Linked DNA regions of Homo sapiens: region 1 is linked to region 2. Evidence: read pairs that join two places in POLR2A ChIA-PET (ENCODE). Cell type or tissue: Panc1. All regions are shown on one strand. Links, peaks and the distances in the headings refer to the core of each region. The heading gives the core; the rest is flanking DNA. Region 1 has its middle 5.5 kb from the start of NIPSNAP1. Region 2 has its middle 18 kb from the start of CABP7-DT.

Region 1 (4,364 bases), core at 1-4,000, 110 kb after region 2:
GGGCAGGAGAGGAGGGGTCGGCTCTCTGCAGGGAGAGGAGGGGTGGGTGGGAGACATGTTCAGGAGAAAAAGATGTCACAGACATAGTGGTGGGCAGAAAGGAACTTCAGAGAGAGAGAGATCCTAGGACAGAGGACAGTGGGGACTCTGGGGAGGCCTTGTAGAAGACAGCTTGAAGAACTGAGTCCAACCCTAATAATTAAGTTGGGCCTAGTACAAAAGCTAATTGTGCTAGCCAGCCTCCAGGATGTCCCACGTGACTCTCGCATGTTGATATTTACACCTATTGGTTAGACATGCAGCCCTGCTCACGTATTGATATTTATATTCTGAGCATGGATGGCGCATGCCTGCAGTCCTAGTGACTCAGGAGGCTGAGTCAGGGGGACTGCTTGAGCCCAGGAGTTGGAGACTTCAGTGAGCTATGATTGTGCCACTGCACTCCAGCCTGGGCAACAGAACAAGACCCTGACTCCTGCAGAGGAGGGCTCCATGTCCAACCAATGGGATGTACAAAAACGACAGTGTGACTTCCAAGGTCAGATCACAAAAGTCCTTGAAGGTTTCACCTTACTGGATCACTTGCTCTGGGGGAAGCCAGCCGCCATGTGGTGAAGACACTCAAGCAGCCCTCTGGAGAAGCCCATGTAGCAAGGAACTGAGGTCTCCTGCCAACTACCAGCGCTAACTTGCCAGGCATGTGAATGACTCACCGTGGAAGGGGATTCTCCAGCCTTGGTCAAGTCTTCAGATGACTACTAACCCAAGCCAATATCTTGATTACAGCCTTGTGAGACCCCCAGAGAAGGAACCGCCCCAGCTAACCACCCACTCCAGAATTCCTGACCCTCAGGAACTGTGTGAGATCATAAATGCTGATTGTTTCAAGCTGCTAAGATTTGGGGTAATTTATTCCATAGTAATTGGAAATTGTCTAAATCTCTATTTGTGGAATTTTTCTTTTTTTCTTTTTTTTTTTTTTAAAGACAAGATCTCCCTCTGTTGCCCAGGCTGGAGTGGCATGGCATGATCATGGCTCACTGAAGCCTTGACTTCTTGGGCTTAGGCAATACTCTGGCCTCAGCCTCCCGAGTAGCTGGGACTACAGGCACACACCACCAGCTAATATTTTAAAATTATTTTTATAGAGATGGGGTCTTCCTATGTTACCCAGGCTGGTCTTAAACTCTGGCCTCAAGTGATCCTCCTGCCTCAGCTTCCCAAAGTGCTGGGATTATAGGTGTGAGCTACTGTGCTCAGCCACATTTTTACTGGTGGAATTTTTTTTTTTTTTTTTTTTTTGGAGACAGGGTCTGACTCTGTCACCCAGGCTGGAGTGCAGTGATATGATATTGGCTTACTGCAACCTCCGCCTCCTGGATTCAAGCCATCCTCCCACCTCAGCCTCCTGAATTGCTGGGACTACAGGTGTGCACCACCACACCCAGTTAATGTTTGCATTTTTTGTAGAGATGGGGTTTTGTCATGTTGCCCAGGTTGGTCTCGAACTCCTGAGCTCAAAGCTATCTGCCCACCTCGGCCTCCCAAAGTGGGATTACAGGCATGAGCTATCCCACCCGGCCTATTGATGGAATTTTATCCTAACTGGTTTGCTGACCAGAATACAGCAACTGGTTTGCTACACAGAATGAATGGTCTGTGGGTAAGGACAGTTCACATCAGGTGCCCAGTTAACCAGCATTGTATGTCACTGAGTGCCACAAAGAGAGCCCAGTTCCACCCTCACTCTTTTTTTTTCTTTTTCTTTTTTTTTTTTTTTTGAGATGGAGTTTTGCTCTTGTTGCCCAGGCCGGAGTGCAATAGCGCACTCTGGGCTCACCACAACCTCCGCCTCCCAGGTTCAAGCGATTCTCCTGCCTCAGCTTCTCGAGTAGCTGGGATTACAGGCACGTGCCACCATGCCCAGCTAATTTTGTAGTTTTAGTAGAGACGGGGTTTCTCCACATTGGTCAGGCTAGTCTCGAACTCCTGACCTCAGGTGATCTGCCCACCTTGGCCTCCCAAAGTGCTGGAATTACAGGCGTGAGCCACCGTGCCCGGCATACCCCTTTTCTTTTAGAGTGAACGTCTTGTTCTGTTGTTCAGGCTGGAGTGCAGTGGCATGACCATAGCTCACTGCAGCCTCCAACTCCTGGGCTCAAGCAGTGCTCCCACCTCAGCCTCCTGAATAGCTGGGACTACAGGCACACATTACCATACCCAGTTCATTTTTAAAAATTTTTAGTAGAGACAAGGGTCTCACTATGTTGCCCAGGTTGGTCTTGAAATCCTGGCCTCAAGTAATCCTCCTGCCTGGGCCTCCCAGTGTGCTGCGATTACATGTGTGAGCCACTGAGCTTGGACCCCATCCCTGCTCTCTTTCTTCCTTTCCTTTTCCTTTTCCTTTCCTTTCTGTCTTTCTTTCTTTTGTTTTTTTGTTTTGTTTTGTTTTTTTGACACGGAGTCTTGCTGTGTTGCCCAGGCTGGAGTGTAGTGGCATGATCTTGGCTCATTGCAACCTCCACCTCCTAGGTTCAACTGATTATCCTGCCTCAGCCTCCCGAGTAGCTGGGACCACAGGCACCTGCCACCACACCCGGCTAATTTTTGTATTTTTGGTAGAGATGAGGTTTCACCACATTGGCCAGGCTGGCCTTGAACTCCTGACCTCAGGTGATCCACCCACCTCGGCCTCCCAAAGTGCTGGGATTACAGGCGTGAGCTACCTCGCCCAGACCCCAGCTCCCTTTCAAGGAGGGTAAATAGGGCCAGGCACGGTGGCTCACGCCTGTAATCCCAGCACTTTGGGAGGCCAAGGCGGGCGGATCACGAGGTCAGGAGATCGAGACCATCCTGGCTAACACAGTGAAACCCCGTCTCTACTAAAAATACAAAAAAAAATTAGCTGGGCGTGGTGGTGGGCACCTGTAGTCCCAGCTAGACGGGAGGCTGAGGTAGGAGAATGGCCTGAACCTGGGAGGCAGAGCTTGCAGTGAGCCGAGATTGCGCCACTACACTCCAGCCTGGGCAACAGAGCGAGACTCCATCTCAAAAAAAAAAAAAAAAAAAAAAAAAAGGAGGGTAAATAGATTTAGTTAAGCAAGGAAAAGATTCTGGGATGGAGTGGGTATATCTCCTGGGGAGAGAACTAGGGCCGTAATTGGGGTGACCAAAGGTTCTGGCTTGTCCAGGACTGAGGGGTTTTCTGGGATGGAGGACTTTCAGTGCTAAAACTGAGAAAGTCCAGGATAAACTGGGATATGTGGTTGCCCTAGCTGAGGTGGGAGTAGGGGCCTTGAGGTTGCCCTTCTAGTCAGCGGCCACACTGTGGTTCATGTGGGTTGGGGAGGGATGCCCATATCCCATCTCTCCCAGGCAGGGGTGGAAGCATGCTCCCAGCACCACCTTTTTTCACCCTCCTGCCCTATTTGGCTGGACAGAGATGGAAAACCCTTCTTAGAAATGCTAAGACCCACAGGAGGAGGCTGCAGGTCAGTCCTCCCTCATTCTCCTCACCTGGGAGGCAGTGTGAGGCAGCCAGGAATGCCAAGGCTTTGGTGAGAGCCTCTCACCCTAAACCACCAAGGCCGGCTCCTCCCTGTCCTTGGGTCCAGCTTGCTGTGGCCTGACTGCCAAATGCCCTCTACCACATAGCCAACGTGCTGCTACTCGGCCTCTGTTGACACAATTCAATGACATGCCACCAAGGCAGCCCATTCCATTGTTAGAAAATTATTCCAGCCAGGTGCGGTGGCTCACACTTGTAATTCCAGCACTTTGGGAGGCTGAGGTGGGTGGATCATTTGAGGTCAGGAGTTCAAGACCGGCCTGGCCAATGTGGTGAAATCCCATCTCTACTAAAAATACAAAAATTAGCTGGATGTGGTAATGCAAGCCTGTAATCCCAGCTATGCGGGAGGCTAAAGCAGGATAATCGCTTGAGCCTAGGAGGTGGAGGTTGCAGTGAGCTGAGATCACGCCATTGCACTCCAGCCTGGGCGACAGAGTGAGACCCTGTCTCAAAAAAAAAAAAAAAAAAAAGAGAAACAAAATTATTCCTGTACTGAATGAGAGGCTGCCATCACATAATCTCCACCCATTCATTATATTCAACTGTGCTTTCTTCCTGGAAGAGCCCTCAACACACACCCCTCATTTTTTTTTTTTTTTTTTTTTTTTTGAGACAGAGTATTGCTGTCACCCAGGCTGGAGTGCAGTGGCACAATCTCCACTCACTGCAACCTCTGCCTCCTGGGATCAAGCCATTCTCATACTTCAGCCTCCAGAGTAGCTGGGACCACAGGTGTGGCTACCATGACTGGCTAACTTTTTGTATTTTTAATAGAGATCGGGTTTTGCCATGT
Region 2 (4,330 bases), core at 331-4,330:
GGGGGAGAGACCTCACGGGGCCCCTGAGCCCAGTGGAGGTCATCCTTGAGTATCCACAGCTCTTGGCCCCCTGGTGTCCCCCTCCCCATACCTTCCCTGCCCTGAGGAGCTCCTGAGGGTGGGGTGTTTCCCTGAGCCCTGCCTTGCAGGGTTCTCCACCCTACACACAGCATGCACTGGACACAGCAGGGAGGGGACTCTGGACTGGGGCTGGGAGCTGCCCCCACCACCTTCTGAGGGGAAGAATCTGCCCCAGCTGGGAGCTGCTCTCCCAACTTGGCATTTCCAGGGGCCCTTCCTACGTGATGTGGGGAGCCCTGGCATCCCCAGCCGCTCTCCCCCTTCCATGGGAAAAGAGGAGGGAGGAGAGGAAAGCCGTATTAATAAAAGAATAGGATACTGCACTAACCCCACAGCATGTGCGGCTCAGAATAGCAATGCGCCTTCTCAAGGCAAACAAAACTCCCCAGGTGTTAATGCAAATTCACTCCAGTTAAGATGAAAGAGGGTTGTTTCCCCCTTTGCTGGTTAATATGAAGGACTTAATAGATTCAGCCTCAGGAACTCAGGAACTCGGGCTGGGTGCGGAAGGCTGGCGAGTGAGGAGGGGGAAGGATGAAGGCGTGGGCAAAGAAGGGAGGTCCCATGGGTTTCGGGGCAGAGCAACTGTCACAGCAGGCCCGGCCGACGCTGCGGCTCCTGCCACCCCCCTCTGCCACCCGGGCTGACAGGCGCTGGGCCTGGTTGCTCAAGAGGAAAACCCAGAGTGGCCATGCCAATCCCCGCCCTGGCGCCTGCTGCCTTTCACTTGAGCTCGGGGGCTGGCAGCATGGTGGCCCCTCCCGAATTTGTGCCAGAGGATAGTGGGTCCAAGAGAAAGGAGGGATGTGGTGGGAGCTCTAACACAGGCCCCAGGCTGGGGTCCCTGCAGGGCACCTGGTTCCACTCCGGCTCCCGGCCATGGCTGTAGCCATAGCCACTCCTGCGGTATCCTGGGCCAGTCACTCCCATTTTGGCTCCTTGGAAGGTGAAGCTGGCTTGACATGGCCTTGGAGGACCTCGGGGGACCAGTCTGTGGAGTTGGAACCTAAGGGGGCCTCGAGTTCTGCTGGTCCAAACCTGACCTTCTATAGCCAAGGCATGGAAGCCCAGAGAGTGGAAGGGACTTACTCAAGGCCACACAGCAACAGGCGGAGAGCTGCAGGGGATCAGAGCCCACAGCCAGCTGGCCTGAAGCGCAGGCTGGACCATTGAGCTGCCTTCTGCTGGGACAGACAGGGCCCTGTCCTCCCAGAGTGGAGCTCCTCTCCAGCCCCGGGCTCCAGGCTAATCTGCTCATCCCAGAGCACTTGACTTTCTCAGATATATTCCCTGGGAATTATCCTCTGCTGAAAATCCCCAGGGCCCAAGGAGGGCCCCTGCTGGGGAGGATGGAGACACCATGCGCAGCTTGCCACAGCAGGGGTGTGCCAGGGTTCCTGGGGAGGCGCTGCCTGGCTCAGCTGGGGATAAAGGGAGACTTCAGAGATCCGGGGAGGGCCGGCCTGAGGCTGGGCTGTCCCTGTCGGTCCACTCCACTCCTCCAAATTTAACTCCTCTCTCTCTCTCTCAGGGTAAATGGCACAGCAGGTGCCTGCCTGGGACACCTCAGCAGCCTTCTTTGCTTTGTTTACCGACTTAATTCCTTCAGATCAAAGGCTGCCCCTTCCTCCCTGAGCAGGCAGATGGGGAATGACATTATTTATATCAGAAATGGGCAAGGCTCCATGGGACTTCTTCCTTATGCCTGATAAGAGAAAATTAGGTCACTCCCGTGCCTCCCTGGCGTCTGCAGTTGGGTTTTTACAGCCCAGGTACTCACAGGCTCAGGGAAGAGCTCATGTGCACAGTGTGGCCCACCTGGTTCTCTCCCACCCTGAGCCTCCAGTCAATTATTGACCTGAGCAGCCAGTATTAATGGGACAAAATGAGAACATCCTTCGCAGGCAGCTCCAGCCCGGAGTTATCTATCATTTCCCGGGCTTTGCAGCTGGCACTGGGCAAACATGGGCTTGGACAAACAGACCAGCTGCAGGCTCATTAAGCTCAGGGTGCAGGTGGAGGGGATGGAGGCCACAGGGGAGCCGTGAGTGGGCCTGATCCCTCTGAGCTGTGACATCCCCTGAGTCACTATGGCTCTTTCCTTTGCTTCCTCTTGCCCTCTGCCCCCAAAAGAAGTATCAGAAAAAAAGCCACCGTGTACCAAGTGGTGACTCACATCTAGGCAAGGTGCTTAGAGCTTTCTGGGCATTCGTAATCCCCACAAAACCCTATAAAATTCCCATTTTACAGGTGAAGAAAACTGCAGTGCCCAATAGACTGGACAATTTACGTAGGCTCACATGGCTGGTCAGTGGCCTAGCAGGAACGCAGGTTTGTCTGTGTTCTGAGGCAGGGAGGGCTCTTAGCCTCTCAGCTGTGCCGTTTCCCCAGCTCCCCCTGCAGCTAATGGTAGAGATTTCACCTTTCTTCAGGCCAGCTGCGTCTATTACTTGTAAGTTACGGTAACACTGCGACAGGTCCACACCCCTTTTCTTAGAAACCTGAGTGCATTTTGTTCCTGTTTTTCACGTTATCCTGACAACATCCCCCGGGTACCCAGAGGCCTCACTGTCAACTGTCTTCACAGGGGGTGGAAGGTCTGGCCCTTGTGGGGAAGGAAGAGCCAGGTGCCCTCCACCTCTCTGCCCTGGGCAAGTGTGGCTTAGGGGAGGGGCGAGATGCCTCTGGCTGCTCCCACTGCGGAGCCCTTCAAGAGAAGTCTTGATTTCAGCTCAGAGGCAAAATGCCAGGTGCTATTCTGGGGCCAAGTTGGTGAGAAATGGGCATCAAGTGGAAACCAGGAGAGGACACGGCGGGGGTTCCTCTCCGAGTCAGCTCGAGTCCTTGCTGGGCAGATTAACGGCCCTGTAATTTTCCCCAGGTGCTCCCATCACGGCGCAGAGGTCCAGAGCCATCTCTCTGGAAGCGAGCTGCGGTCTCCCTACCGGAGCTGGGGCTGTGGCTAGGATCCTGCCATAATGCAGTAATGACAGGCTGCCAGGGAGCCCCACACGGCCTGGCAGGGGAGGGGGAGAGGAGCCCTTGGCCTCCCTCTCTCTGCTGGAGATGACGCTGCCTGGGCTGTCTGAAAGGGAGACGGAGAACATGCGGGTGCCCGACTTTCTCTTCCCCAGACGGCTAAGAAATTGGACTAGATACAGTCACAGCAGTCTTCTCGCCAATACCTTTCCCCCCAGAGTTTCACTGCCAACTCTTCATTATATGTGGGTGGCTCCTTATCCTCTCTGCCACACGAAGGCTTCTGGGGTAGGCAGCCCTGGGGAACAGCTGTCAGGAACTCCCCACTCAGGCGAGGACCAAAGGCAAAGAATGAAGTGCTAGCAGGGAGGCCAGAATGAGCCACTTGGGGCTCCGATGGGACTGGCGGCAAATGCCACAGTGAAGCACTGAGGTCTGGCCCCCCCGCTTTGCATTTACAGCAGGGTCACTACAGACTAGAAAAAACAGCAAAGAATTCAACTGATCTCCTCGATACCAAAATACCATTAGAATCAGTCATTGGAACTCTGGTATTAGTAATTCTAACTCTACTTAGCGGGGACCTCTGACCTCAGGTCCCATTTACTATTTTGGTGGGGGTGGGGGGGCGTCGGGTTGTCTTTAATAGAAAGGTTAGGTAAAAATATTGCCTGGACGGCTTTAAATGACCAATATTTTTCAAAGTGCTTTCTTTGGCTTAGACTACGGAGGAAATCAAACTGCTTCCAATTACTAAAAATAACAATCTACATTTGCAAAATGAGTTTATATTATTCATCTAATAAAAAGTCTAATTAGTTACCTTTTTTTTTTGAGATGGTCTCACTCTGTCACTTTTTTTTTTTTTTGAGACAGTCTCGCTGTTACCCAGGCTGGAGGGTAGTGGCATGATCTTGACTCACTACAGCCTCACACTCCCAGGTTTAAGTGATCTTCCCACCTCAGCCTCCCAAAAAGCTGGGCCTATAGGTGCAGCCACACCTGGCTAATTTTTAAATTTTTTTGTAGACACGGGGTCTCTCTATGTGGCCCAGGTTGACCAATTCTATATATTCAAAGCTAACAACAAATTGTTAAAACTTTTCATATTCTTGCCGGACACGGTGGCTCACGCCTGTAATCCCAGCACTTTGGGAGGCCGAGGCGGGCAGATTGCTTGAGGTCAGGAGTTCGAGACCAGCCTGGCCAACATGGTGAAACCCCGTCTCTACTAAAAATACAAAAAAATTAGCTTGGCATGGTGGCAGGT

What was found. Peaks named below come from ENCODE experiments on the same cell type or tissue, not always from the same donor. Only the 100,000 strongest peaks of a DNase experiment are listed, where the experiment ranks them.
Region 1: POLR2A ChIA-PET joins it to region 2 with 6 read pairs; 5 of 35 experiments call an interaction of 5 or more read pairs at or near these places.

What each region holds. Positions count from the first base shown.
Region 1 is chr22:29,584,473-29,588,836 of GRCh38, reverse strand. No RefSeq gene overlaps it. Among named protein-coding and RNA genes, the nearest start is that of NIPSNAP1, 5.5 kb to the right of the region's middle. In Panc1, for the core only: no CTCF peak of the experiment used is centred there; no DNase peak of the experiment used is centred there; H3K27ac peaks cover 948 bases.
Region 2 is chr22:29,699,570-29,703,899 of GRCh38, reverse strand. No RefSeq gene overlaps it. Among named protein-coding and RNA genes, the nearest start is that of CABP7-DT, 18 kb to the left of the region's middle. In Panc1, for the core only: no CTCF peak of the experiment used is centred there; a DNase peak (open chromatin) is centred at 2,466; H3K27ac peaks cover 675 bases.